Regions from separate parts of the Mus musculus genome. Here regions 1 and 2 are each linked to region 3. A link is a loop called in an ENCODE intact Hi-C map of the cell type or tissue named here. Cell type or tissue: heart. All regions are shown on one strand. Links, peaks and the distances in the headings refer to the core of each region. The heading gives the core; the rest is flanking DNA. Region 1 overlaps Them7 (thioesterase superfamily member 7). Region 2 holds the start of Cstf3 (cleavage stimulation factor, 3' pre-RNA, subunit 3). Region 3 holds the start of Eif3m (eukaryotic translation initiation factor 3, subunit M).

The links. A loop is a pair of places that touch in the nucleus more often than their neighbours do. Peaks named below come from ENCODE experiments on the same cell type or tissue, not always from the same donor. Only the 100,000 strongest peaks of a DNase experiment are listed, where the experiment ranks them.
Region 1: it touches region 3 in a loop (2.8-fold over the local background); 3 of 42 quality-filtered maps call a loop at or near these places.
Region 2: a loop joins it to region 3, with 3 times the contacts of the local background. A loop is called at or near these places in 2 of 42 quality-filtered maps.

The regions. Positions count from the first base shown.
Region 1 is chr2:105,225,548-105,235,743 of GRCm38, reverse strand. All of the region lies in intron 1 of Them7 (thioesterase superfamily member 7), which reads right to left. Among named protein-coding and RNA genes, the nearest start is that of Them7, 6.3 kb to the right of the region's middle. In heart, for the core only: a CTCF peak has its summit at 5,223 (motif pointing right); a DNase peak (open chromatin) is centred at 7,153; H3K27ac peaks cover 2 bases; H3K27me3 peaks cover 1,024 bases.
Region 2 is chr2:104,585,461-104,595,656 of GRCm38, reverse strand. It overlaps Cstf3 (cleavage stimulation factor, 3' pre-RNA, subunit 3), which reads right to left and starts at 5,173. Exons shown (of 21, transcript NM_145529.3): 1 at 4,955-5,173. The coding sequence starts at 4,981. In heart, for the core only: a CTCF peak has its summit at 5,203; a DNase peak (open chromatin) is centred at 5,306; H3K4me3 peaks cover 3,146 bases; H3K27ac peaks cover 3,204 bases.
Region 3 is chr2:105,011,400-105,021,595 of GRCm38, reverse strand. Eif3m (eukaryotic translation initiation factor 3, subunit M) reads left to right here and starts at 4,569. Exons shown (of 11, transcript NM_145380.2): 1 at 4,569-4,650; 2 at 6,694-6,826; 3 at 7,713-7,851; 4 at 8,275-8,398; 5 at 8,651-8,745. The coding sequence starts at 4,609. It overlaps Gm38521 (predicted gene, 38521), which reads right to left and starts at 4,475. Exons shown (of 2, transcript NR_165821.1): 1 at 4,393-4,475; 2 at 871-3,926. In heart, for the core only: no CTCF peak of the experiment used is centred there; a DNase peak (open chromatin) is centred at 4,505; H3K4me3 peaks cover 2,315 bases; H3K27ac peaks cover 1,470 bases.

The sequences.
Region 1 (10,196 bases), core at 1,251-9,250, 210 kb before region 3:
CTTTAGAAATTCCTCCCAGGCAAAGGTGTCTGAGACAGCCCCACCTTTTACAAGTTTCCCCGACTGATGGAGAAACCCGGCTTTCCAGTAAGGCTCATTCACATCCGCCTTTGCTCGTTATTGGTCCTGCTCTGCCCGGTCCCTGAAATGTTATATGTTCTCTTGAGCCTGTTTGTTTTCATCTGTCAGAGTAGTTTATTGTTAAGGAAATACAGTGTCTCTTCCCTGCCATCAAAGCTGCTTCATTAAAGTTAATAGTGTTTGACTTGCGAAGATCTCTTGCTGGGGTAACCCAAGAAAGCCCCTGCTGGCCCTGAGATTTTCAGACAGTTAAGGCACCAAATGGATGTCACAGCTGCCTTAACCTTCGAGGAAGAGAAAAGAGAGAAGAAAGAAAAGAGAAAAGAAAACAGACTGCATGGCTGTATCCAGTAGGCGCTCAATAACTGCACCTCGGATTCATGAAACTAATTCTACCCGTCTGTCTAGAATAAGGTGCTAAACCTGGGTCCTGACCTTGCCACTCAGGTCTGTGACCTGGGGCATGACTTCTCCATGTTGAGCTTCAGTTTACTTATCGCAGGGAACAACGAGGGTGTATCAGAAGGAAGCTCTCTTTTGGCCTCAAGTAAACATACCTTGAAGTCTGATATACATTGGGTAAAAGCCAACTTGTTTGTGGATAAAGCAAACAAGGCCAGAAACCCCTGCTCCATACTCGACTACACCACTTTTGACTGTACACTATTAAATGTCCTCCCTTCCTCACAAGAGTGGACCTCAGGCAACTTCTCTCACCTCCAGCTCACCACCGTTTATTGCTCTTTAGTTTAGAGTCAATGGGTCTCAGCTGAGCTTAGGGGTCACCACCTCCCTCCCCTGCAGGCCACTCTGCTCTTTGAATGTCTCAGTTCTCAGCATTAAGAGCCAGGGGTCATCTCAGCTGACCATGCAGATGTAGGGGACAGGAACCTAAAATCTACCTTCCTTTCTTGAAAGAAAGGAAGAATGCAGACATTTCTCCCCCTCCGTGTACAGGAAGACTCCCCCTCTTGGCTTCCGGGATACCCTTCATCAGACGTGCAAGAGCAGCAAGGAGGCAGAAGGAGACTCTGGAGCAGTGGGAAGCAGAGAAGGGAAGAGGGAAGTGTCTCTGGCTTTGAGATGTGTTTACAACTGGGGCTCGGGTAGCTGATCCAATTGTCACAGGGAAAAATCCCACCAGACATCCTGCACTCATACAAAGCTGGGACCTTTATCAGAATAGACTGTGTTCATGTACACAGCTCAAACTTGGATGGGTCCCAGCACGCTGCACCTGGTTAAAACTCTTGAACAATCCCAAGCCACGTGTTTAGTTTTATTTTTGGCACAATTCTCCGGAGGAGGAAGGAAAAGTAGAGAAAAGAGGACCATTCATTTAGTCAGTCAGTCCGTCTGTTGGTCTCTCCTATCCAGGGAACATTTCCTCACCCAGGCAAAGTACTAACTAGTCCCTGAAGCAAGGTTGGAAGGCAGTGGTTCTCAACCTGTGGGTCATGACCCCTTCGGGGATCAAATGACCCTTTCACAGAGGTCACCTAAGACCATCAGAAAACAGATATTTACATTATGATTCATAACAGTAGCATAGCTGCAGTTAGGAAGTAACAATGAAAATAGTTTTATGGTTGAGGGTCACCATCACATGAGGAACTCTATTGGGAAGGTTGGTCTTTATCCACACATTTTTATTCAGGTCCATAGAGAGTCAATTTGTAAACTGCTTGCTGCCCAAGGAGGCCCTCAGTTGAGATCCACAACACTCATGGAAGCTGACTGGGATATCACACACTGGGACCCCAGTTCTGAGGGGCCAACACAGGTGGGTCCCTAGAGCCTTTGGACAAGCTGCTCTAAGCAAATAGGTGAGTTTCACAGGTTTAGTGGCGGACCCTGTCTTGAAAAGGTAAGATAGAGAGCCAATTATAGAAATTACTTCAGGTTGACCTCTGACCTCCATACACACACACACACACACACACACACACACTTAAATTTGTGTAATGCTTTAGTGGTTTTGTAACTGTTAAAATGGGAAAATAAAAGGATGCAAATAATGAAGAGAGACCCATCTATATACTCATTAGGATCCTCACAAAAGCGTTGTGAGTTGGTAAAAGTCCATATAGTCACCGTTAGAACAACAAACAGAAACCGAGAAGATCACATGCTTGGTGACGGGCGAGGTGAGAGCCAGGCAGTGATTACATTAGAAACTGTCTACCTCCTGGTCCCTAAGTCTTTTTGTTTCACCCGAGGAATATTCGATTTCCCAACAAGCTGCCTCGGTAATAACTGGACAGCAAGAGTTTTCAAGGAGCCTTCCAGTTTCAAACATCTAAGTCTCTTGTTTTCCAGTCTGCTGGTCAGACCCTTCCTAATTGTCTTTGAAACATAATAACTTCTGCTAGCTTCATCCAGATTTCCTGGGATGTCTTTGCAATGCCAAAGCCAGCGGCGGCAGTCATATGTGCGCGTTTGGGTTAGAAGTATTTGGCAACACCAACGCTTCATAGCACCATCCTATGATACAGAAAATTATGTTACTACCCACATCACGTGAGCTGAAAACTGCCCTGATGTTGTTTTTATTAATCTTTTTCCTGTTTCAAATCCTCCATCAGGCCTTTCTGCCAGGCTTCTGAAGGGTCCCAGACTCATACTTCCAGCCCAGAAATGTGTTCCTTCTTGGGTCACTGGAAATTCTTCAGAACGTCTGGCATGAAAACATATTGCCTTTAATTAAAAGGTTATGATTTGTGTGAATTCTCATTTAAGCCACTGAAAGAAATCTGTTCTTTAAAACCAAAACTGTTAACACATTAAGACATGATGCTGAAAAACGGTTCGTGTTTTTAAGACTACTTAAGCAAATGAAAATAAGCTGCCTGGTATTGAAAAAAAAATCTGCTCATATTTAGTAAAAAAAATCCTTCACTTCCAAGTAGAGGGGCAAATTTAGTACATGTGTGCCCAATTAGCCATGAAGACTCAAGTAGCCATGAGCCGTCCCAACCATCTGCCTGTTGATGTTAAAGCCTATTAACACGAATGTCATTTAAACAGTTAAAAAGTAATAAAGTACATAACTCAGATCTGGTAGAGCTTGAAATATGATACCGTTGTGTACTAATGCCAAATCAGCTTTGAATTATGGTTCCAGTAAGGTTAGAGACAACTCAAGCATGTTAATTAGTGATCCACACACTCAAAACTCACTTTTTTATATATGGTATTCAGTCACACCTCTTTGCTCATGAGCAGGAAAACAGTCTCTGACATTCAGGGGTGAAAGCCATGTAGAGCCTCCCGAATTCTAGACCCTAGAAGTACCCAATATTTCCTTCCTCATCCAAGTTAGTTCATCTTTTAAAATTATAGTTCAAAGTAATTTCTCCAGGAAGAGTATTTAAAAGGACCACTGGGGCAGAAAAGTCCGGTGGTTACGGAGAAAGAGATCATCAACAGAATCACTTCTATCTACACCATGGTTGTTCCAACTCCGAGGACATGTCCACGTGGTCCCAGCGAAGACAGACCACACCGCGCTAGGAGTGGGGTCGCATTCATTCCTACTGTAAGGATAAGTACCGACTTATGTTCCTAGCTTGCATTTCAGAGGCGGCTGCCACGTCCTCTGAACACAGCTGAACCCATCAAGAAGGTTCTGAGACTGGCAGACCTTGCTTTGAGCTTCACAACTGCAGGTGTTTAGGATACTAAGAAGCATTCGTAAACTAAACCTGATCGTTGTGGGAGGCACACTGAGCTCCGTTGTCTCATCAAGTATGCCATCTTTTAAAACAGCTGTAAACCTGCTGCTCTTTCCTTCACAGCACAAAGCCAGGTCTCTGCCACCCATGGAGTCCAAATCCTGCTTGTTCCTGTTCTGAGAAACCCTTGCTGTTACCCACACTGGAAAAGGAGAAACGTTATTGCTCTGCTTTCCAGCTACCATCTAACCGCTGGAAAAGAGAAACATCCTAACCAAGTTCAGACTCATCTCCTTCCCCTCTTCAGAACTGTATCAGAGCCCAGCTGGACCACGGCTGTATCCTCCTAACTGGTCCCTCGGTTTGACTCTCTCATCTTCCACACTGCTGAAGTGTAACTGTCCCAAAGCCCAGTTCTGATCCAATGACTGTCCATCAAAAAGCTCGGATCTCTGATTCTCTACCTGTCAACAGAGCCAACGTCGTGTTTTTAGCATGGGATTTAAGATCCTTTCCTGTCACTGCCCACTCCACCCCTACGGATCTGTAAAGCCTGTTCCTACTGTGCAGATCCCTCCAGCTTCTCCATGGGGCACCATCCCCCTATCCTCTGCATGGAGCACCATCCCCCCTCCATCCTCTGCATGGAGCACCACTCCTTCACCCCATCCTCTGCATGGAGCACAACCCCCTCCCTCCATCCTCTGCATGGAGCACAACCCCCTCCCTCCATCCTCTGCTTGGAGCACTGCCCCCTCCCTCCATCCTCTGCATGGAGCACAACCCCCTCCCTCTATCCTCTGCATGGAGCACCACCCCCTCCATCCTCTGCATGGAGCACCTCCCCATCCCTCCATCCTCTGCATGGAGCACCTCCCCCTCCCTCCATCTTCTGCATGGAGCACCACCCCCTCCCTCCATCCTCTGCATGGAGCACCTCCCCATCCCTCCATCTCTGCATGGAGCACCTCCCCCTCCCTCCATCCTCTGCATGGAGCACCTCCCCCTCCCTCCATCCTCTGCATGGAGCACCTCCCCCTCCCTCCATCCTCTGCATGGAGCACTGCCCCCTTCCCTCCATTCTATCATCTCATCAGCCTTCTAGGCTAAAATTCTACCAGTATTTAAAGGCCTACAAGAGATAAATTCTATGCTTTCAATGAAAAATGCAAAGAGCACTTCCTGGGTCACAAGCAATCAATAATGTCTGCTACCTCTGTTACTGCTGCTGTGTGACGTGACCTTTAATCATCAGGACAATATGGAATTTTAACTGTGGCTCCCATGACAACAGTGGAACATTTGTTTCATAGTTATTCACCTATTTATAGAAGCCTCACATCTCCTTATCAACTATGAACTCCTTTAAAAAAAAATCTCATTCCACAGTCTCTGTGTCAGAATGCAAGTCCTACCTCACACTGTACAAGTTATAGGAAAAGATTAATTATTGCATCCAGCCACAAGGGGGCAGAGTTGGGCCACTGTTAGTGCAATCACCCTACAATTAGCAAAGGCTTCAGAATTGAAGCTTTTCTCCCTAGAAATTGTTTGTTTATTTAAAGTAACAATGGATATTCGTTACATGTGATTTGGACTGTATGCACACTGACTGGGAAGATGACTCTAAAACCATAAAAAGTTTAAATTAACAACCAAGTACAGTATATATGATCCAAGTTTGGTAAAGTGTTAAATTTTCCTCCCACAGGGGGAAAAAAATCTAAAAAATATCCACCAGGTTGTAGCAGTCCTCATGACCTGGAGTGAAGGTGGACTGCTTCTTTCTTCCATGTTTCCTCTTTCTAAATTTTATACAGCCAATCCATATTCATTATGTGACCAAAGGATGCAAGGGTCTTAGCTTCCTGTCCCATTGCTATGATGAAATATCCCGGCAAAAGCAACTAAATGGGGAGAGGCTGACTTGAATCACTGTTCCAGATTACAGCACGTCATTTGGGAGATGTCAAGGTGAGGCAGTAGTCACAGAACAGTGACTTCACGTACACGTGGGCTGTCACTCAGCTTGCTCTCTCTATACCGTCTAGGATCTCCCTGCCCACGGAAGGGCGCCACTCACAGTGGGTGGGTCTTCTTACCTCGATTACCATAGCTAAGATTCCACAGACATGCTCACGGGCAATCCTGGACAATCCCTCACAGAGACTACTTTCCCTGGTCATTCTAAATTGTGTCAAGTTGGTGATTTACATTAACCATTGCAGGAATTTACTTTGGAAAATCTCTAAGCAGTGTTTAATTTCTCTTGCCATCTCATCTCCAATCCCGAGTCTGATATACTTAAGAGTAAATACAACATCTGGGGTAGTTTCTGATAGAATAAAGCAAGAGATTCCCACACTCTCTTGGTACATAGTATCTTTACTGTGTCAGTAATTTGCATGGTAGCCCTGGAATGGAACATATACTAAGAGTTCAATTTGTTCAGTCAATGAATTAAGTATCTATGCCCTAAAATTCAGTAGCTGCTTGAAAAATTAGCACATATGAAAGTTTCAATGTACTATTTTTATTCCATTCTTCACTAATCACAATTACTTATTAGGCATTGAGAAATCAACAAGAATGCCACTACTCTTTATTTTAACAGCTCAATGAATTTTAATATACTTAATATCCACATAACCACTGTGCCAATCAAAAATACAGGAAACTCCCCCGTGTCTCCTCCATTGCTGTTTCTTATTCCACTGAATTTTACAAGGAACTCTATGTCTATCAGACAACCAAAGGAAACCAAGCATCCTAAAGATATGACATCATGGAGAGGCATGCTGCGCAAGTTCACTTTGAAACTATGAACTACTCGGGCCAGTAGTTCATGGACATCCCACACAGAGGTGCTGAGTACAGCTGTTTTCCTCCAACATTGTAAAGACCTCTCAGCCACCCTGAGTGTACACTGTGCTGCCTGCAGTACCTCAATACAACGTGGGGACCCACAGGTACAGAAGACAAAGCTAGTCTCCCTGAATAAAATGTATCAACTGCCTACTGCTAAAGCAGCCTGAACATATGGAATATCTACAAACTACAAACTGGTTTTCTCTGACTCAAAACCTTTCCTTGGGGAGAAAAGGACACCATGGAAAGGCGAGCTGAGGGAAGCGACATTTGAGGGTTGTTACATTACACCCCTCTGTCCCACCTTCCCCCTTTAGCTTTTTCCTAATCTACCCTTCTATCCATTCAAAGTTATGACCCAACAGTAGCCCCCAGTCAGTATGTGTCTGGGAAGCAAGTATATTCCTCCTCTGTGCAATCCAGGCCTGGCTTTCCAACCAGTTCAGCTGACTTTTCAACCTCTGGACAGAAATACCTGAGGCTTTGCCAAGACCTGGACTGCACAGGGCCCCAGCATAGAACTACTGCCCCTAAGATAGCCCTTCTCCCTACAGAATTCATCGGGAGCCCCGCCAGGAGTCACTGCCTAGCTCCTCCCACATAGTCCCACTCAAGTACACAACTACAGCTACCCATGGCCACTTCAAAATGGAATTTAGAACTTATGGACTCAATTTGACATCTTGGTTTAGTGAAAGGATTTGTAATTTCTCTATCAACTCAGACCTAATTAACATAGATCCAGGAGGAATCCCCATTATGTATGGAAGGCCAATCCAGGCAATCCAGATGCCCAAGTATCTAAGGGTACGTGAATGAATAATAAATAATGAATGGTATATCTACAGAGTAGAGCATGACCCAGCCTTAAAAAGAAGGTTCTGATCTATAGCACAGCTGAACCTCGAAGGCATTATGTTAAATAAAATCAGCAAAGTGCAAAAGCATATGTGTTTGTGAGGTTCCTATACGATGTTCAGATTAGTCAAAGCTATGCAGAGTAATAGAAGGGCCATGACTGGCGGGGGGTGGGGGTGGGGCTGCAGAAGTTACAGGTTAATCAGTTCAGAGTTTTGGCTTTACAAAATGGAGTCTCTGAGATGGACAATCCTGGTGGTGACTGTTGCTCAACACTGTCAGTTTCCTTATTACCACTGAACACCTAAAAATGAGTCCAAATGGTACATTTTATATTAAGTTTATTGTGTTAGCTTTTTAAAAATCACAAGAATGTCTTTTTGTCATGGAGAGCCTTTGATTTTACTAGCACCATGTCCTTGAATGTCCCCAGGGGAGCTGGCCCAGTCCTGGAGATGAGTTCATCTGATGATCTAGTGTTAAATGACACACACGATGTGTCTAAATGTAAGGACCCTGTTTTTAAAAAACAGGATCCAAACAGGAATACTAGCCGAGCACCAAGAATAAGTAGAAAGAGGGCCTCTGCCTTCTCTGGGTCTTTAAAAGAGTAGTGTGCATCGGTTAGAAGGAAGATGCCCCGGTAATGTTCCAACTCCTCAGAGACACTTGTGAATTCCTCACCCATCTTCCTTTCAAAGTGTATACTGTACCCTCCATTGGCTATAAATCCATGGCGACTGGAGCCTAGAACAGCTACAGGAAGGAAATAGGCAGGTTCCAGCCTTGACACCTAAACCCAGCCTCCCGGGCCTGGGCTGCTGGTGGGAGGCATCCTGGCTATAGCGTGGGGCAGAACAGGCACCAAATGTACAGCAGAGCACCCGGCTTTCTCCTTTCCAGGAGGCCCAGTCTGGGTACATTTCCAAAATGTGTCTTACGGAAAGTACCCAGAGGAGGGATGGGGTTGCATGGTCACCCAGGGAAATGGCAGAGGATACATCCTCTTTCGGGGTTCAGAGAAATCCTGTGGCTGGAAAAAGCTGTTCAGCCTCAGTTTTCCCACCTGTGAACTGGATGCAATAACTGCACTTCCTCACAAAGTCATGCAAGAATAAGGCAGGTTGTCCAAGTTAATGCCTCAGTGGTCTGAGGAGAACTGAAAGGCAGCCCATCGCATGGGAGAGCAAAGGTTTCATGCTTTAACTACATACTGAGCAAATGCTAAAACACTTACAAACACATATAAAGTTTAAGGAGCCCCAAAATAATGAAGCTCATACGCAGTCTGACTATGAAAACGTTCTTCTTTTACCTAGCTGTTGAGCTCTTCCTGACCCTGTTCCCCATCTCCCTCATAAAGGAGCCCTTACCTTGTCTACAGTCTATGATTATTTTTGTCACTTGTCCCATTACCATGTGCCACAGTCTGTTCTAGACACTCCTTCTGATCCTCATGGCTCACCCTATAGACATCAGCACCACACTGATAGCCTCCCACAGAGACAGCTTGGAAGTGACGTGATAGGGCTGTGAACCCAGGGCCTGTATTTATGAAATCTAATGTTAGCAGAACCCTGACACAGCCAGGCTGGAAACACGCTTCCTGCTTCAAAGAGCAGTCATTAAACATCCACCATATGCCAGTGCTGCCAGGTACTGGGCTGGACAGTCTAAGAAAGAACTTTTTCCCTCGCTGGCTACTGGCATTTCCCAGAACATCTGGTTCTTTCAGCACTGTTATCTCTACACGCTGACTTGACATAGGGCTTTGGCTAGGGGCCCTGTAAGGTCCTCAGCTGCCTTGAGTATCAAGCATTTCACTTCACATCAGTAACTTCCAGGGCTTCTCGACAGTCGTCCATCCAGAAGGAACTATGGGAAATTCCAAAGTTTCTTCCTCTATCTCCAGCTTGGGGTTCCTCAGAGGCACACAGGCGTACATGTCCTCTGCCAGCAGCCTTGTAGTCCAGCCCACGAGGAAAAGCCTCAACTTTAACAGCATGTCACTCCCCTAATTATTCCCTGCGCCTGGAATCCAACACAAACAGAACATCTTTCACAAGCAGCTCCCGCTATGCACCAACCTTCGAGCCTCCCGTGAGCAGCAGGATGCAGGAGGTGCTAAAGGGTCAGGGGGCTGATATGGCTGCCTGCCCCCAAGCCTGTGGGAGAGAGAGAGCCCAGCTACTCTCTACTCCAAAGGTCCCAGCCAACAGAAACTGCCCCAAGCCTCAGCTGCCTCCACGCTCCCAGGGTGAAAGCAGAATGTTGTATGCGAGACCCTAAAAAGGCCAAAAGAGAGCAGTCGAGCCTGAGCCAGGTTACACTGCGAACCCTTTACAGGGAGGGTTGAGAAAATTCCAGCCCCAGTAGACAGTGGGGATGCAGTGGGGGGTGATGTTCTCCAAAAGAACAGCAAATAAACTGACCCCTACTCTCCAGAAACCCCCTCCTCTCTCCCTCCCCTTCTCCCCCCCCCCCCCCCCCCCCGTCTCGCGCTCTCTCTCTCTCTCTGAGATAGGCAATAATCAAATGATCTTAATCATTCCAAATGATGCTTTAAACAGTGCTTCGTGCAGTCAGGGAAATGGGTCTGTGAGCTGAGATCTGAATAAGGAGGTAGCAAGGGAGTAAGAGCAAGGGAAAGGCAGAGGAGCAGAAGTACAAGCCCTGGAGGCCGGGGCTTAAACGCTCACTAAGGGATTGGGAAAG
Region 2 (10,196 bases), core at 1,219-9,218, 430 kb after region 3:
CATATAAAAATAACTGGGTCCAAAAAATATACTACCCAACATATTTATATTTCATTATCCTGCTTTCTTCCCAATCTTCTCCCCTCATATCTACCCTGACTTTTACATTATTTGGTAACACTGTTACTTTTAAACAGATTCTAAGTACTAATAAAATAAACTAGGTTTCGGATAATACTGTAAAGATTTTTCAACCTTCTTCTCATTAAGAAGTGTACCACATTATATTTTTCCTGTTTTCTCTAGCCTCTGCAAGCTATTTTTCACTAGCAGAAAAACACTGACTCATGACTCCTCTGGTTAAAAAAGACAGGCAGAAGCAGGAGTCCCACCACAAGTTCCAAATCAGCTTGGTCTATATGGCAGGCACACACACACACACACACACACACACCCCTCAAAAGAAACAGAACAGTCACAAAACGATGCTTTTCTTATTCTTCCTTTTTTTTTTTTTTTCTGAGAAAGACTTGCTGTATAGTTCAGACTATAGCCTCCACCCCAAGTTCCTCCTTCTTCAGTCTCTTAAATGCTAGGATCACAGCTTGTCTCTTAGTAGTCTTCAGTTCTATTTAGGTTTTTCTCACCTATAATTAAGGGTCATTTAAAAAAATGTTTTCATTTATGTGCATGAGATGTGTACAAGTGCCCAAGGAGACCAAGAGAACATTGGATCCCCTGGGGTTGGAGTTACAGGTACTTGTGAGCCTCCTTATGTAAGCATTAAGAACTGACTCCAGTCTTCTAAATTATAGAGAGCCCTCTTACCCAGCGAACCATCCTTCCAGTAATATGAAGTCATTTTAGTATTTAATTTCTCCAGATTTTCACTGGCCATTGTTTTAAACACTAAGAACTGTTCAGCCAATTCACATTTTAAAACCCATTACACTTTTAAAGTATCATGTAATTACTACTTCAGCTAAAGTTATATAATATAACACAGCAACTGAGATTTACTTCAATGCAATGAGGGCAAAGGAAAAGCTCTATGATAAATACACTACACTTTACTTCCTTCCTTCCTTCCTTCCTTCCTTCCCATGTAAAATCTGTAGTGGGACTAAGAGGCTGGGGGTATGATTCAGTGGTTACGAGCTCTTGCAAAGGACCCAGGTTTAGTTCCCAATACCCAAATGGTAGCTCACAATTGTAACTCCATTTCTAGGGGATCAAAAAGCCCCTTCTAAGGTCTTGGAGTACACGTGATACATATACAAAAATGAAAAACACATTAAAAAAAAAAAGCCAGGTAACACATCCCCCTGTAAACCTAGTACCCAGGAGGCAGAGGCAGGAGGATGGTATTTGTCAACTGATGGTTCCTGAGGACAGTATCAAAACAGGTTACTAATAGGGAAAAACAGTCCAATGAAGACATGTGGCAATCATCACAACAACCAAGGAAGCAAACATTATCTATCATTGGTAGTGGTATAATCAGAAAAAGTGCTTCCTTGTCTTTGTTTGCTTTGTAGACAGAATTCCATTTTTTAAATGGGGTTGGAGAAAGGGCTCATCAGTTAAAAGAGTGAATATTGCCCTTCCAGAGGGCCAAGTTTGGTTCCTAGCATCTACACTGGCTTACAAGTATCTGTATCCAGCTCCAGGGGGATCAGACTTCATGGGTCTCCATGATCCACAACGGTCTCCTACCCTCTCTGTCTCAACCTGAGTTCTGGGAATACAGAACTATATGCTACCACACATGAACTTTTGTGCTAGCAAAAAATGACACAGTAAAGGTCATCAAGCCTTAGTTCAATCTCTAGGACCTACAGAGTGGAAGGAGAAAACCTACTTTCAAAGGTTATCCCTCTGAGCTCCACAAGTCCAAGCACACGAGCCCTCACATACACACTCACACTCTCTCACATACATCCATTTACAAGAGTATTTAAATGACTTGTACTATATTCTATCCAGGAATTAACCTTTCAAAACTACTAAAATGGAGAATAGACCTAACTATACATTCTCTGAGAAATAGAGTAAAAGATATATTAAATAGCACCATCAAAAATTCCCCTAACAAAATCCCAAAATGATAACTGTCTTTTCGAACAGACAACATAGGTGAGAAGGTACAGTCTAACAGATTGTTTATGAGATAAGCAATTACATAAATACAGGATTCAGTGGTTTACCTAGATTATATTTTGATGTTTGGTTGTTTTTTGTTTTGTCTTGTTTTTGAGACAAAGTCTTTTATAGCTCATACAGTCTTTAAACTTACTATGTAGCCAACAATAACTCCAAACTTATGATCCTCTAGCCTCTAACTCCTTGAGTGCAGGTATTACAGGTCTTTTGTCAAAGCCTGGCTTAATTAGTGCTTAGGAACTTAGGTTGGATTCCAGAGCCTTGTGCGTGTGACACAAGCACTCTTACCAACTGTGCAACATCCATAGCCCTATAAATCACACTCTTGAGGCAATGGCAAATCTGAATATGGACATGTTAGAAATACATCATTATTGAGCCAGGTGCACTGGAAAGAACCTATGATCAGTACTTGGGAGGTTGAAGTTCAAGGTCATTTATCAGCTACAAACTGAGCCAGTTTGCCCTCAAAGTATACAAGACCCTATCTCAAAAAAATAATACAGAAGCCAGGATAGGTTCCATATGCCTTTAATCCCAGCACTTGGGAAGCAGAGCCAGGCAGATCTCTGAGTTGGAGGTTTGCCTGATCTTCCAAGAGCTGTTATACAACAACATCAACAAAAGCAATCCCCCTCACTCCCCAATAAGGCATTACTAGATTTTGAGTAGGATAATGGTATGGTAGTTACATAAAAGCATTAATGTCATTATATAAAAGAATGTTGAAATAGTTTGGACTGAAATGTGATAAGTCAACTTTCAAAGAAATGTGTATGGAGAAAGAAAATATGTCAAGGTTAGAGGTATATGTCAATAGTAGAGCTTGCCTAATATGAGGAAGTTCCTAGCTTTTAAGCCACAAGAAATATGTGTATGAATACATACTTGCAATACTATATATATATATATATATATATATATATATATATATACACTCGTGTGTGTGTGTGTGTGTGTGTGTGTGTGAGAGAGAGAGAGAGACAAAACCTGTAACCCTGAGAGAGAGAGAGAGAGAGAGAGACAGACAGACAGACAGACAAAACCTGTAACCCTGCTGGATTTGGTGAAAATTATAATGAGTGTTCATGAGTTTTCCCTTCAACTTTTGTTGTAAACTGCACAATAAAATTCAAAGGAGGAATGCCTGTTACAGATGCTGAAGCTGAAAGATTGCAATGAGTTCAAGACCTGCCTGAGTTGCACAGTACTCCTAGATTAAAAAAGAAAAAAAAAAGGCTAGATGTGCATGTACCATCTTTACTCCTAGCACTCAGCAAGGCAGAGGTTCAAAGCCAGACTGGTCTATGTAGCAAGTTCCATGCCAGCCAGGCCTACATAGGGGCAACTGTCAAAATAAAAGGGGTTTGGAGAATGGAGGTTTATAAAGTCTCATCACAGTTCTCATAGAAAACATCACACACTGTGTTACTAAGGCTTTTAACTCAGTGGTTGATTGCTTCCCTGCATGCATAAGGCCCGGGGTTCAACCTCTAGCTGGGGTGGAGCAGGATGACCCACAACAAAAACTAAAACCCGCATAGTTCTAAAACAAAAGCATGGCAAATTTTTGTCTTTACAAATTTATATAAAACAGTGAATTTCAGACACATCCAATGAAACCTCAACACCACTCCTTCACTTTCAGAAAATAAAAATGCCAGCCCGGTAAGAGTAGAGTAAAATAAACAGTTTTAGAAAAATAGTTCAAAGACACTGCATTCGTGGGCACCCTGACTTTAGATAAAATGCAAAAGCACTGCCAAGACTTGGAATTAAATTGGTCCTCAAGCGTTTCAGTCACCAAAGTAATTAAGTTCTAATTTGCCTACACTTCATTAACATACAGTCCTATTTTACCTCATCTGTCAACCTCCAATAATTTCTATTTTATTAGCTGGGGATTTGGGAAAAAGAAAAGAAATAAAAATACAAGCGTATTTCATTGCTATAGCAATAAGAAATTTAGGACTTTGTTTTCTTTTAAAACTAAATATACGTGGATCAAGATCAAAACACACACCTTTCAAAAACTCAGTTTTGTTTTTTACAGTAAAAGCCAAACACTAGCCTACAAAATTTAGGATATAAAAGAGCAAAAGAACCAAACATGGAGATGGACGCCTGGAGGCCAAGGAAGCAATCCTGTCAGAAGGTCCTGCCTAGTCAGGGCTACACTGTGAAAACCTATCCAAAACAAACAAACAGCCAAACAGCAAAAGGGTGAGATCTCCTATCTAAAAGTCCCATTTGTAAAATACTTATGTATCATTCATATCTAACCATCCAAACAGATGGTGCCTACAGTGACTAAAGCACATTTCGAGTTTTCAGTTTACCAAATTCTGCAATGTTTGCGTGGTCGTAAAAGCAAAAATAAAGTGTTCCTAAACGAGAGGGGAAGAAAGCGAATCCACAAAATTCCCCCAAAGCTCGGAAGAGCCGTGGCTCTTTTTACCTTCGCTCTCTCGGGGGCCGAATTTTCCAGACTGATTTCGTTATTTCTGGGGACAGAGGACTGGGGGGCAGACGAGGAAAACACTGCCAGCGCAGATACACGTTAGAACAATCTGGGACTACCGGAACACTAAAGTGGTATGAAATACACCGTCCCGACCGAAGAAACTGCAATGGCCAGGGCGAAGCGACGTCTCTGCCATTGTCTAAGTCCCATACTTATTCGTACGAACGCCACAGAGAAGCCCAAACCTGGGAGACTTCGGGGGATGCGCTCCCGATCCCCGGGCTCACTAGCTCTTCAGGGCCCTTGCTCACGCGAACGGGGTGCTCGCACCCACAGGGCTAGAGAGAGAAGAGGTCGCCACGAGGCCCCACCGCTCCCGTTCCTCACCTGCTCCGCGGCTGCGTCTCCTGACATGGCCTCGGGGGACTACAACGTACGCACCAGCCGGCAAAGGGAAGCTAGAAAAGGAAAATTAAACTAAAGGCAAACCCCACCAAAACCAGGAACACTACCCCTGTCCCTCAGAGCCAAAGCCGCCGCCAAATCCGCTGCCGCCGCCGCCGCCGCCGCCGCCCACTCAGATTTGAATTAAAATGGCTGCGCCCCAGCCGGCAGAGGGGGTGTGAGGCGCTTCCGTATTCACTTCCGGGACAGTGGGCGGGGCTGAGGCTTAACTCCCGGATTATTGGAGGTGCACAAGCGCAGAGCGCTCCCAGAGGGCGGGCTCAGTGCGTGAGCTAACGTCACGCCCGGAACTGATGACGCCGCTGTCCAGATTTCCGAGGCCGGCCGGAAAGATCCACCCGATTGGCCTGGGAGCTCCCGCGCTTCTTGGAATTTCACGACTGAGTTGCAGAGCCGAGCTCCTCCCTGCTGAAGCCTGACTGCCAATCCGCTCTGTACAGGCAAACTGACCATTTTAGGGAATAGCGTTGAGAGTTAGTGAATACCTCTCGTGTTTCGGGAATAAGGAGTCTACTAACGCGTTCTGTACGTTTTCTTTTCTTGGGGAGGAGAGGAACACATCAAGTCTGTTTTTTGTTTTTTTGTTTTTTTGTTTTTTTGTTTTTTGTTTTTTTTTTTTTACTTTTGCTGTCACCGTTCACTATTAGACCGGGGATTTTAGTTTAGCGTCTCACCACGATCTCTTATCTGCAAAATTGCGTTGATAGTGGCGAAGGAATGTTGCTTTGCATCCAGACTTCTCACCTACTATAGAGGAGTAGACTGGGCAATTTGCATTATCTGCGTCTCTGTTTCCTTGCCTAAAGATAGGAATAGCAACAGCAGCTAAGATTTAACTTAAAAGGTAAAAGCTCTTATTTGGCTTACGAGTAACCAGGAGGTTATTGAGCGGTGGTGGCACAAGTCTTTAATCACAGTACTCGGGAGACAGAGGCTGGATGGATCTCTGAGGGCAGCCTGGTGTGTAGAGCCCACGGACGAGGGCCATACAATGAGATGCATATATCTTTTTAAGCAAATAGATGCATGAATCAAATGTACATATATTGAGTCACTGCAACATTTGATAATGGAGTCTGAATATTTCAGAAGTCTCCCTCAATGGGGCGTTACTCTTTTAAACTGTTGCTGATGTGACTGACTTAGAAAAATATCCACAATGAGCCAGGATGGTTCAAAGAGTGGAGGTGCTTGCCGTGATGGCCAAAAAACTTGAGTTTGATCCTGGCATCCAATGAGTTGACAGGATAGAACCGACTCCAGGAAGTTATTCCTTGACCTCCACACATGCACTATGGCTTGCAAACTCCTGCACTTACAAACACACAGGCACTCACAAGATAAATATATAAATCTAAAAATAGCCACAAAATTAAGCCAGAAATATAAAATAGCTTATGTGTATATATGTGTGCATGTGTGTGTGCACGCCTATGCGTGCGTGTATTCATCAAAACATTTAAAGAGGTTATTGTTAATGTCACAGATGCAAGGAGAAAGACCACCAACCCAAATCATGATCAAGTTAATTAAAGCAAGACTTTTTTTTTTTTTTTTTTTTTTCATGCACACAGGCTGTCTCTAAGGTCTGGGTCCAAGAGATCAGCCTTGGATGTGGGGAAGATACAGGTGTTTATAGTTCAAGAGTAGAGAGTTGTCAAATGGAAGATTTTGCAGGCAAATAAGAGAGGCTACGAAGCAGAACATAACAAGCTGGTCATAACCTGAAACAAAGTCATGGCTGCCAGGTGATAATAACAAGGTGGTCAAAAGAAGGTGATCATAACAGCAGGTGAGCACAATACACTTCTGAAACAAAGGTGCGGTTGCCAGGTGATCAGAACTAACCCCTGAAACAAAGGTGCGGTTGCCAGGTGATCAGAACTACCCCCTGAAACAAAGGTGCGGTTGCCATTTCCTGGAATAGGCCATATAAAACCATTAGTAGTTAAAATAATAGGTGAGGCATAGCCCAATCCGTGAGAAACAAAGATCCAATCTTAAACAGGAATGGCTTGTCTTTATTATAAGATGGCTTTCAAGTCTAAAATGGAGGCAGGCTGGTTTATGCTATCTCTAGGTTTTATGTTACATGTTGGGGGTGTTGTCTTTTTGTTGTTTCGGTTTTTGATTTTTTTTTTCTTGTTGTTGTTTTGTTTTTGTTTTGAGACAGAGTTCAACCTATGTAGTCCATGCTGGCCTCAAGCTCACTGAGATCTATTTATTTGCCTCTGCTTCATGAGTGCTGGGACTAAAGGCATGTGCCTCCACCACCCATCAGGTTTTGTCTATTTTAATTTTCTTTTTACATTTATTATTTGTTTTTGTGTGTTCAGCCAACCTATGGGAATCTGATCTCTCCTTTCAATGTAAATGCCTCTAGGATGAAACTCAGGTCGTCAGGCTTGATGGCTGTCATCATTACCCACTAAGTCCTTGCTGGTCCTTTGCATTTGTATTTGAGACAAGAGTCTCATGTAGCTTGAACTCCTTATTCTCTTGACTCCACTTGTAGAATAATGGGTCTGGAGGCATACCATTATATCTGTTAGATCACAGATGATCTTGCCAGACTACAAGAACCCACCATTCCGTATATCCTATCTAGTGCCTTAATTAATCCGATAAACTCAGAGACCTCTCCCCTATAAAGTCTACATTAATAATGAATTTCCTTTGGGTTGCTGCTGGATCAAGATCTTTGAGGCTCCTCAATGAAAGTAGTCAGCATTATTAAAAGACCTGATTACCTGAAATCCATCTCTGCATATTTATAGAGAACCTAGAAAGAATGTTACTTGAAACAACTCCCAAACTGAGCATGGTAGTACAAGCCTTTAATTCTGGTAATTAAGAGGCAGAGTTAGAGTCAGGCAGTGGTGGTTCATGCCTTTAATCCAAGAACTCAGGAAGCGAAGGCAGATGGATCTCTGAGTTCAAGGCCAGCTCTGGTCTACAGAGCAAGCTTCAAGACAGCCAGAAACTACATGGTGGAAGGAAGGAACCAACTTTTTCAAGTGGTCTTCTGACCTTCACATTTCCACCATGGTGCATGTGCAGCCACCCACTCACCTAAACAGATACACATGATAGATAGACAGACAGACTGACCTACCACTTCAGGAGATTAACATTTTTGGCATTTTTTGCTTTATATGCATGTATTTACAGGTGTATTTGTGGTTTTCTTTCCTTGTTTTGGGTTGGTTGTTAACTTTTTTTTTTTTTTTTTTTTTGGTTTTGTTTTGTTTTGTTTTTCGAGACAGGGTTTCTCTGTATAGCCCTGGCTGTCCTGGAACTCACTCTGTAGACCAGGCTGGCCTCGAACTCAAAAATCCACCTGCCTCTGCCTCCCAAGTGCTGGGATTAAAGGAGTGCGCCACCACCACCTGACGTGGGATTTTTTTTTTTTTTTTTGGTTTTGGGGTTTTTGTTGTTGTTGTTGTTATTTTGGGTTTTTTTTTTTTTTTTGGCAAAATATTTTAAAAGTAAATTAAATTCATTCTCTAAATGAATCAGTTTGTTTTTTCTGAGAATAAGGACTTTCTTCTTCATATTCACAAGACCATTTATCATATCCATGAAAGCTTACAGTTATTTCCTGACATCAATTACGATCTAGTTTACATCTACATTTTCACATCTCTTTCAACAGTGTGATTTTTGGGGAATATGTGCTGGATCAAGCTCACCGTCTTCTGAGCACTAGCTTCTGAGCTACACCGTCAACCCCAAAATGTGTTTAAAGGAGGTTTCTACAAATCAGTATTCAACCAAGTTTCCGGAATTATGCTTAATTTTATCTCATTTATTTTAGAAAATGTTCACCTTTTGGGTTTTTGAGACAGGATCTCTCTATGTAGCCCTGACTGTTCTGGTCTGGAACTCACTTTGTAGACCAGGCTGACCTGGAATTCATAGAGACCCACATGCCTCTGACTTCCCCAATGCTAGTTTTAAAAGTGTGCACCACAATCCCCAGGACAAGAACTCAAACAGGGTCTAGATCTAGAGGCAAGAGCTGATGCAGAGGCCATGGAGGATTGCTGCTTACTGGCTTCCTACTTCCCCTACTTTCTTAAAGAGCCTAAGACCATCAGTTCAGGGGTGGCCCACCCACAGTGGGCTAGGCCCTTCCCCATCAATTACTAAGAATATACAAAACTATCTTATGAAGGCAGATTCTGTCCATCTGTCTTTCTCTTTCTTCCTTTCTCTCTTTCTCTCTCTCTCCTTTCTTTCTTTCTTTCTTCCTTTCTTCTGCCCTTCCTCCTCCTCCTCTTCTTTTAGTTTTTCAAGACAGGGTTTCTCCACATATCCCTCGCCGTCCTAGAACTCTCTAGAGTAGAACTAGGCCTCAAACTCAGGGATCCGCCTCCTCTACCTCCCACGTGCTGGGATTAAAGGTGTTAATCCCATCGCCATCATCACTGGCAAAAAGAATCTTAGGGAAAGACACAGGATCCATGTTTACTTCTTGAAGTGTTGGGGATTGGATGTAGGCATCTCTCTTGTAAACATTTCCTGTGTCAGTGAGCTACACTCACAGCCCCACATTTATCTTAATAACTATGCCACTAATACTGACTCAGCACCCACAAGTCCTGATTTAATTAAAGTGTAACTGTTAAAAAAAAATATTCTAGAACTCATGGAGCTGACCCAAAGGAGATCTGAGAATTTTGAGGATAGTCTGGAATACCTCGTGAGAACTTTTGGGGAAGAAAGGCAGAGAACAGAAAGAAAAGGGCACTTGCAATGGTTCTATGAGTCCCCAAGATGGCAGCAAATACAGGTTATAGCTAAAGATTAAGCAGCGGTGGCAAACCTACTGATATATCTCTCTCTCTGTAGATATCTATATGTATGTATGTATGTATGTATCAATCTATCCCAAATTCACTTGGAGGCTAGCATTGTGATACCAACTATAATCTCAGCACAAGGGGGGCAGGAGGGTCAGAAATCCAAGGTCAGCCTTGATTACAGGTGAGGCCAGTATGTGATATATGAGACTTTGTTTCCGAAGAAAGGAAGAAAAAGAAAGGAAGGAAGGAAGAAAGAAAGAAAGAAAGAAAGAAAGAAAGAAAGAAAGAAAGAAAGGAAGGAAGGAAGGAAGGAAGGGTAAGGAAAGAAAAGAAAAAAGAGAAGAGAAAAGAAAGAG
Region 3 (10,196 bases), core at 1,245-9,244:
TCTGCCACCGCTGCAGAATTCCGGCTGCAGCTACCTCAGCATGCTTGCAGATTCCCTCAGCTTCCAGGCAACACTGCCCTCTCCACTTTTTCGCTCTTCAGACTGAGCAGCCCCTGGTTTCCTCAACTCTCCAACTTGTAGACAGCCATCAGGAGCCTCCCCAGCCTTTGGTGGTGAAGGCTGATCCAATAAATCACATCCTATAATTACGCATGCGTCCTCTCGGTGCTGTTCCCGAGAACCTTGACGAATTCAAGCAGAGCAAGGCTATGGTTGGTGCCGCTCATATAGGAGCTCGGAATTATAAGGTATTTTTCCTCTAACATTTAAAAATGACTGGTGTATAAATCTCTTGTATTTGCATCATCTGCTGTCACTAAAGCTCTTGACGAGAACAGCAAATTCTTCCCACTGGGCTACGCATGCCTTTTCAAAGTCACTTTAAAAACATGAATGATAAATATGTCTTCTTCAGACCCAACAGATTCATAAATGTTTCCAAGACTGGCTATGTCATGTGACATGAAGAGGTGAGCCTGAGGCGGTTCCCTTCTTATGCAGGCTACTGGGAAGATGGTACTTTCTGTGGTCTGTATGTGTGGGATGTCAAGTTCTGCACCGGTTCTGTCATGGCTCATGTGTAATCTATTTCGGTAAGGCGCCAATCAGCTGAACTCAACATTATTTGTTTCCCTATAAAGTCACTGTAATCGTATGCTGCCTCGCTAGTATAAAACTTAATTATTAGCTGTAAAACTCTGAGATCCTAAAAGGATAGTAGTGTTCTGAATTCAACATTGCATGACAACGGCTAAGGGAGATCAAGATTCCCACCATAAATATACACAATAAAAAACCAGTAACATGCACTTACATAAACAAGCCTTTTATTTTCAAAGTGATGACTTCAGAGTTCAAACTTTCCTGAGTCAGTCAAAATTAGTTTCCTTTGTTGTGAGGCAAAGCCCATGTAATAGCACATGAAAACAAGATGGAGGTTCATTTCCTCCTACATTAAACAAGCAAGAGAGGCAGTCGTGGTTGGCACAGCATCTTCCTAGTATCAGGGTCTGAGCCCCTTCCACCTTTCCCTGCCACCGTGACTTTTACCTTCAAGATCACTGCTAGGTTTCGGTTGGATTTCTGCAGCTTCCACCATCAAAGTCATGGTTTATACATCAAAATAAGAAGAAAGACAAGCGCAGAAGAGTCCATTTCTAAGTAAAGTGGTGCCTTTTAAAAATTAAAGAGGGCCTGACTGTGATATGGCAAGGTGTGTAGAAACACTTGGCAAGCCTGAAGACCTGAGTTCAGTTCCCAGACCCTGCAGTAGAAGAAGTTATCCCCTTGACACCACATTCACACGTATGTGTATACACACACACACACACACACCCCAACACACATACATACACACATTCCCCAAACAGAGGGAAGCAGGTGTGATAAATCCAAGTTTTCCAGAATTTTTAATCAGAAAGAATAAAGAATTAAAAATAAAAGGAGATCTAGGAAAATAGCTTAGTGTGTAAGAGCAATTGCTCTGCCAGCACAAGGACCTGAGTTCGAGTCCCCAGTGCACACATAAAAAAGTATGCCTGTAATTCAAAAAAAGTAGGAACAATGGAGTCAGGACTTCAAGATCAGTTTCAGTTACACACTGAGTTCAAGGCCAACCTGGACTAGTGAGAGCTCACCTCAAAAGAAAACAAACAGCCACATCAGCTAGAAAAATGGCTTTGCCTTTCAGAATATATAGGGTTTTGTTGAACTTTCAGCTCCTTCTGTTTTGGGAAGTTCTGAGGACAGTTTGTGAAAGTCTCAAGAAGGATAATATAGTAGTGAAGGTTGTATGTGTGGTTATCAGCAGGGGTGACTCTTTACTGCTATTAACATACCAGTGACCCCATTTTATATCAGGCATAGGTTAGCATCAGCTAACCCCAGTTTCAACTGACTCTAAACTTTTTTTTTTAAGCATTTAGAATGCTTCCTGTCATATAGTAGATAGTACTTCTTGTACCATTTGTCTAAGGCAGATTTGTGTTTAAAGAAAAACCTTAAGATTATCAGAAAACATTTTATTAACGAAAAATAATGCTAGGGTCTTTTTTCAATTAAGAAATGAATTTGACAAAAAGTGTCATTGAAAAATTATAAAGGAGTATGCTGGCTAGTTTTATGTCAGTGTCATACAATTTATAATTACCTGAGAGGCAGGTACCTTCTTTGAGAAAATGCTTCCATAAGATTGGGCTTGCAAGCAAGCTGTAAGGCATTTTCTCCGTTAGTGACCAGTGGGGCAGGGCTCAGCCCATTGTAGGTGATGCCATCCCTGGCTGGTGGTCCTGAGCTCTACAAGAAAGCAGGCTGAGCAAGCTATGAAAAGCAGGCCAGCAAGCAGCAGCATCCGTGGCCTCTGCATCAGCTAGAGTCTTGATTTCCTTCAGTGATGGACAATGATGTGGAAGTGGAAGCCAAACAAACCTTTTCCTCCCCAACTTGCTCTTAGTCATGGTGTTTCATCATGGCAATTAAAACCTTAATATGACAGTTAATCCCTTAGTGATAGAAAGCTTGCTTAGTCCACACAAAGCCTTGGGTTTGGTTCCATCACAATAACATAAACAATAAATAAGTTGCATGCTTTAATTTTGTTCTCTCTGGAAGGTCAACCACCTGCTGGTACATAATTTTGTCAGAGAGATCAATATGTTTTTAGCGAATGAGTAAATATCTAAAGATTCAAATAATTTTGTCTCTATCCTTTTGAAACCTCCTTCTCAAAAGTCCCCTGAAGTCACCTCTTTTACTTCACAAAGTCATAGAATAAAGGAAATCAGAAAAAAGGGGCGAGTAAGGGACGGGGCTAATATTAAAATAGGGTTTTAAAATGTTCAACAAAATATATGTATTTTTAAAGAAAGACTTATTGATGAGTTAAAATAAAATACTGAAGAAAAAGCTGGCAACATTAACATTTGAAACAAATTTCCATCAAGAAAGGGGAAAGAAGCTGAAAGCAAGGTTGAAAAGTATTAATCTTAGAAAAAAAAAGTCACCTTTCAAAATTCAAAGCAAAGATTGCTGTGATGATGAGCAAGGGTTGCCCTCCAGCTTCAGTGCCCGGGCCTTGGCCTAGTTAACTAGTATATTAGTGTGTTTACAGGACCACTGGGTATCTTCTCCCTCCTGAAATTCTGAGAAGACCATTCTAATAAATATGTTCTGGCTCAGCGCCCCACTCTCCTCTTACACCCTCTCTTCTCTCCTCTCCCCCCTCAGAAATCTGCTCCCCTCTTTTCAACCAGTCTCTCTTCCTTTTCTTCCTTGAGAACGTACCCCCCCACACACACTCATTCCACATTGTAACCCAGTACTCCAGGAAGATTGTCTTAGTGTGCTTCCCATTGCTATGATAAAATATTGGCCAAAAACCGACCTGGGGAAAAAGGGTTCATTTCATCTGACAACTCTCAGGTTAACCTCCATCGCTGAGGAAAGTCATGGCAGGAACCCAAGGCAGGAACCTGGAGGTGGGAACTGAAGCAGAGGCTTGCTCGCTGCCTGCTGACTTGCTCCTTGTGGCTAGCTTGGCTTACTTTTCAATGCAACTCAGGGCCACCTACCCAGGGTGGCACCACCCACAGTGGGCTGGGCCCTCCCATGTCAATCATTAAGGAAGAAAATACCTGACAGGCCATTTATTGGGGACATTCTATCAACTGAGGATACCATGTGTATATTCTCTAATAAAGTCTGTTTTTACTTTTTCAGCCCACTTTTTAATTGCATTTCCCCCTTATTGTTGCATTTACAATGTTCTTGATCTTCATGGCTCCAAGTTCTGCATCCAGGTTCAATCAACTGCAGACTATAATATTCTGGAGAAATATCTGTGCTGAATACGCAGACCTTGTCATTCCCTAGAAAACAGAGGACATAGAATTTACATTGGATTAGCTATTTTAAGTGCCCTGGAGATGACTTAAAGTACACAGGAGGTTATATAGACACGAACTAAGCCATTTTTATGTAAGCGTCTTGAGCCCCATAGATTCTGGAATCCTTAGAGGAGGGATCCTGGAGTCAATCCCTAACATACACTGAGGCACTGTGTATTCTGGATAAGTCCTTATTAATTAAGTGGGAGCATTCTTTGAAAACTAGTCACCCTTACTTAGCAAGGAGCATGGCCTAGCAACTGGACCAGCAAACTGGGAAGCATAACACAGGGGAAAAAAAAAATAGTTCCAAGGCTTTAGGGACAGGGGGCACCTGGAAAGCTCTCAGAGGCAGCAAGAGCTCTCTAGGCTCCCGAAGCTTTGGCCCAGGTAGGGTTCCGTGACCCGCAGGCAGCAGGCGGGCAGAGGACACTTTAGCCCAACCCACCTAAGTTTCCGGGGAGAGGGGAAGATTTCAGGTAGGAGCCTGCGAGGAGCTGAAGCAGAGGCCCGCGGGGAGGAAGTAGTACTGTGGGCCCCGCCCACGAGGCCCGCCCTCTGTGGCTGACCCGGAAGCGGTTGTGCGTAACCCTGTACGGCACCGCTCTCTTTTCCGGTCGGCGTGTTTCTGGATCGGAGCGTCTTCCGCAGCCCGGCCTTCACCATGAGCGTCCCGGCCTTCATCGATATCAGCGAGGAAGACCAGGTGCACGATGCTGGGCCCTCGGGGCAACGGGTGCGGGGGATTCCCGGGACGGAGCCCGTGAGGGGGAGCGCGCTCTCCTGACCTGGGTCTCGGCGCGTGCGCGGCCGAGGGTCCGGATGCGGGCCCGGTGGGCGCCAGGGCTCGTCCGCAGTCGTCGATGACGACCCAGAACTTTTCGGGGACAGGGACCAGCGTCTGCTAAGTTCGCGTGTGGCCCGCAGGAGCAACTTTGAGCGTGTGAATGCGGGCCTTCCGCGGCCACAGGCGACGGTGGCATGCATTTTACTAGTTGGCTCGCGTTTTCTGTTCCCAGGCGGCTGGGAGGCAGGAGCATCTGGCGGGCCATCCTGGACACTTTGAAGTTCACTAATTGGGGTTTACACCTGGGTGTACAGGACAGATGGCTTCTCCTTTTTCTGTAACAGGAGGTTAATTGTTGGGATGACAGTCTTTTAATTTTCTACAACCCAAACTGTTCTTCGTGAGCATGCATACGCTTTTATAATACCCACTGACAGAAACTTGGGGTTCCATATGTTACACAGGAGAAGAAAGGAAGTTATGCACACATAGAAAGATGCCGCATTAAGAGTATTTGACAGCAGAGGAAGCTAGAGTTCCCAGGCATTGACTAGTATTTACCAAAAAGGTACTTCAGGCCAGGGGCTGAATAGAGCCTTGGCATTGGCCATATTGTAGAGTGTCTTGTTGTCAGCAAGAATGATATAAAAACATTAAACTTAACTAATTCTTAGAAAAAGATTTGTAAAGCAGGAAGTGAACAAATGCTTTCTTTACATCTTGGTTAGATTATATATTTGTGTCATAAAGAAAAAGAATGATTTCTGCTGTTATTTTGCTTTTTCTAATATGACACTTGAGTTTTCAAAATATCTTTTTTATAATACCATGCCATCTTCTGTATAAAATTACTATGCTATTGTTTGGAAAAATAATTCCATCAGACCTAAGGGTTTGTTAGGTTTCTGAGGTCACCAAACACATTTGTGGGATTAAAAATGTTGGTTATTTTCCCCAAGGCTCTTTTGGCTTTGTCCAGACAATTTGACATCCGTGCTTTTTCTTTCCCCAACCCCCTTCTTGTTTTGATATTTGGGAAGTGTTTCACTATGGCTTGTTAAACCTTGGCTGGCCAGGAACCTGTAGAGATCCCCCTGCCTCTGCCTCAAGTGCTGTGGTCACAGTTATATGTCACCTCACCCTGCCCACCACCTCACCCTGGCACCTGTGCATTTTCTAATGGAACGCTTTATACTGTGATTCTTTAAGTTTTTATTCTGTTAGCTTTAAGTCATCTACATTTCTGTTTCAGTGCATGAATGTTAAACCATCGAAGGAAAAACGTTGTTAAAGATCCTAACTAGAGAGTAAAGTAGGAAACATCCAAATGACTTATTTTAGTAGTTATTTTGATAGTACCAAAAGTGCTTTCTGCCTCTGAGAGTGATGTTATGTTTTAAGATATTTGTTATACAGTGCATTGATAGACAATTTGATACACATACACTTTCATGCAGGCTGCACTGACAGGCATTATCTTTTTATATTGGTATCTCCCAAAATGCTTGTCTCAAATGGTTCTCAAGTTATTAGCAAATGAATAGACTATTGTCCGGATGATGACTGTGATTTTAGTAGTGCTATTTATATATACATTTGACAGCTATAAAATTTTCACTTACTGGGGGAAAAAAACCTCTTCAACTTTGCCAAGTCAGATTGATGTATCTTTAGTCCCCATCCCTCCCAGTGGAGACCGCTTAAATGAAATAAGTAAAGCATTTGCTATAGACTGGAAGTCCAGTGGATACAGGTGGCAGGAAACTGAATATGATCTTTGTGAACTATGTGTCTGCGTGGACTTTGTAGAGGGAGGGAGGGAATCAACACAATTGGAGGGTAGTTAGTTAGCACTTGCATGTTACTTTGGAAGCAGGGCAGATGAGTTTGATATTTGTGTTTTATCATAACTTGATTTTTACAAGTGGATCTAGAGATTTAGCAACCCTGTTTGATTCATAGGCTGCTGAACTTCGAGCTTATCTGAAATCAAAAGGAGCTGAGCTCTCAGAAGAAAACTCGGAAGGTGGACTTCATGTAGATTTAGCTCAGATTATTGAAGCCTGTGATGTGTGTCTGAAGGAAGATGATAAAGGTTTGTTTTAATTCATTCTACAAAATATTTCTTACAAGTTCTCTACCTTAAAGTTTTTCTTGTCAGTTATATGCTTTGGTTTGAGACTTAAGATTTTTAAGCAATGTAGAAGGGAAAGAATACAATCAAAAATAATTATGAAGATATTTTTCAATTAAATATTTTCAGTTAGTTTTAAATGTAATATTTTCATATAATTTCAGGGTTTTTTTCTGTTAGACCTATAAAGTAAGCCGTTCTGGGGGAACCTTTTAAAAAAACGGAAAAAGTGTGTGTGTTTGTACATATACTTGATGTTGATGGTTTTAAAATGAACTGAAGCGTTTGGATGGACATCAAAGAGGGTGTTATTTCAAGTAATATTTAATTTAATATTTAATTGTTCAGCTGCTGCCCATTGAGATACAGCTTCTCAATAGTCAGTATAGTTTCTGTACTGTGAACTCTGAAATATTTGTTAAAGTTTAAATATTAAATTTTTAGAGCGATTAATATCTCTAATACTTGAAAATGAGTTAAGCAGCAGGAATATAACAGCCATTCACTTCTAAATAATTCTCTACATGAGGTACAAAGTTTTCTTCAGTTGTTGAGACCTCCTGACCTAAAATCCAGCTAGTAATTTCAAGATGATTGTGTATTATGCCAATGGAAATCATAAAGAAAACGTGGATGTGTAAATGCTGGCGCTACAGTGGTGCTGGTGAGGTGAGAGTTCATGGATGCTGTAGTCTTAAAGCTCTCCCTGAAATCAAGGTGTTCTCTAACTTTCACAGTAGGCAAGCTATGTATTTTAAGCATCTTTGTATTGAAATACTAGAAATGTGTGCCAGATTGGACGCGCTGAAGGTTGTGTCTGCTGACTGTGCTCTTGATGCCTATGTAGATGTTGAAAGTGTGATGAACAGTGTGGTGTCCCTCCTGTTGATCCTGGAACCAGACAAGCAAGAAGCATTGATTGAAAGTCTGTGTGAAAAGCTGGTCAAGTTTCGGGAAGGCGAACGCCCATCTCTGAGACTACAGTTGTAAGTTTTAGACTGCAAGACCTAGGTGGAGAAATGGCTCTGCAGAGTGCCTGAGTTTAGTTCCCAACACTCGTGTCAGATGGCTCAGCTTCCCCTAACTCCAGCTCTTGGAGATCCAGTACTTCTGGTCTCTGCTGGCACCTGTGCACCTACACACACACACACATATACAAAATTTTAAATAATAAAAGTACATTTTTTTTTTAAAGATACAGCATTCAGAGGGATGTTTGTATGGTATAAATTATGATTGTTAGAAGCAGGAATTCTGGAATTGGACTGTCAGCAGCTTTCTGTCTTGGGCAGTCACTCAACCTTTCTGTGCCCCAGTTCCCTCTTTAGATGAAGTTATTATTAGTGCTGCCTTGTATTTGTGGTGAGAGCAAATAACCTCAATTAGTACTTTGGTTGTTTGTTAACCAGGCTCAGCAACCTTTTCCATGGGATGGACAAGAATACTCCTGTGAGGTACACAGTGTACTGCAGCCTCATCAAAGTGGCGGCATCATGTGGGGCCATCCAGTACATCCCAACGGAGCTGGATCAAGTGAGTGTTGTGCTTGTAGGAAGTGAAGCTTACTTAGGTGGGAACTCAGGTAGGAGCAGCTCTGTGTGCCCTCAACTTTGTCTTTGTTTCTCCTTTGGGAAGTGTGGCCCCCGGTGGACTCAGACTTGATGTGTAGTTCTGGATGAACTTGAACCCATCTTCCTGCTCCTCCTTAGTGCTGAGTGCACTAAACTGAATATGTGCTCCTCATCTCTCTTAATACATTCTCTCCTTCCCTCAATCGCGGTGCAGGTGAGAAAGTGGATCTCTGACTGGAAGCTCACCACTGAAAAGAAGCACACCCTCCTCAGACTGCTCTACGAGGCGCTCGTGGATTGTAAGAAAAGGTATTCCGAAGCGCTGCGCTGACTCCCAGCTCTAGTAGATGGGCGTGTTTCTTGAAGATAAGTTGAGCTAGTTGTTTTTACCTTGTTCTCCACAGCATCAGAAATCTTTAGCTCCTGAGTAATTGCAAAGACTTAACTGAGCAGCATAACTAGAGAGCTGGAGATGTGGTGTAGTTAGTAGAGAGCTGGGAGGAGTGGGGCCCCGAGTACACACCCGGAACCACTTAAAACCAGATGTGGTGGGTGGGCTTCTGATCCTGGTGCTGGGGAGGCAGTGGGATTCATCCTCTGAGGTGTATACAAAGTGAATTTAGGACCAGTCTGGGGTACATAAGTCCCTGTCTTAAAAAATAAATAAATAAATAAAATTTGTTCTCATCTTTAAACTTTCCAGAAAGGAAAAATTGAATGTGTTCTAAAACAGTTGTAAACCCCAAAGCTGTATATGATGTTAGATGAGGTTATTTAATGTTTCGATGGTTCCAGGGTGATGCTGTCGTTTTTGTTAAGAGGTGGTGTGGGCTCTGAGAAAGAGAAGTTGCTCTGAGCTAAGAACTGCAGAATTAAATGAGTTCTTTCTTCTTGGGTTCCGGCAAGGTGTTGGTGTAAAGGCTTCTTTCTGTTCAACTCCTCAAACCCACTGGCCAAAATACCGTCTACTCAGTATCCTAGCTTTAGGTGCCTGCAGACAGTCAGCCATGTTGTCTGGCAGTTTAAATGAAGGCTAGCCCTGGCTGCTTTACCTAGCTTTTTCTTATGTGTTTAATACTTCTAACAATGATGACAACAACAAAAACAAAAACAAAACCCACCATTCTTCAGTTAATTTCCTTACACAAATTTCACCATAGCTTTTAGTGCTAGTATTAGCAAGATGAATTCACTTGTTATGTGGTACATTGCAAATATTTTCATACTGTTTAAGAAAAATAAGGATATGATTTTGATGTGAAGGTTGATGTGTTTTATAATAAGTAAATAGTGCTTACCTTTGTAATCTGTGCTCTGAAGCAGTGGGTAGTTTACTCTATGGTGGCCTGGTTGTGACAGCAATTTAACCAGTTGTCAGTAAAAGGTTGAGAGGAATTAGTTTTACTTTGAAGACTATTTAAAATGGAATACATGCAGACTATAAGAGGCACGTGTATTTTAGTATACAGGCTGTAGAATCAGGCCTCTGGGCTTCAAACCTTGAGTTTATTTGTATGGCTCTGAGCAGAATAGACTGCTTAGTGTAGCTGTAGTAATTCAAAATGAAAACAGTACTTCTTACCTCAGGTTGCTAAGGACATCACATGGAGTTTTAAAGGCTTCATTACTACACAGACACTTGTCAGTGTTGAACAGGACTATCTTCCTGTTGCCCTTGTCAGTGTTGAACAGGACTGTCTGCCCTGTTGCCCTTTTCATTTTTAAGCTTGCCTTTAGGAGCTGAGTTGGTTTTTCGAATG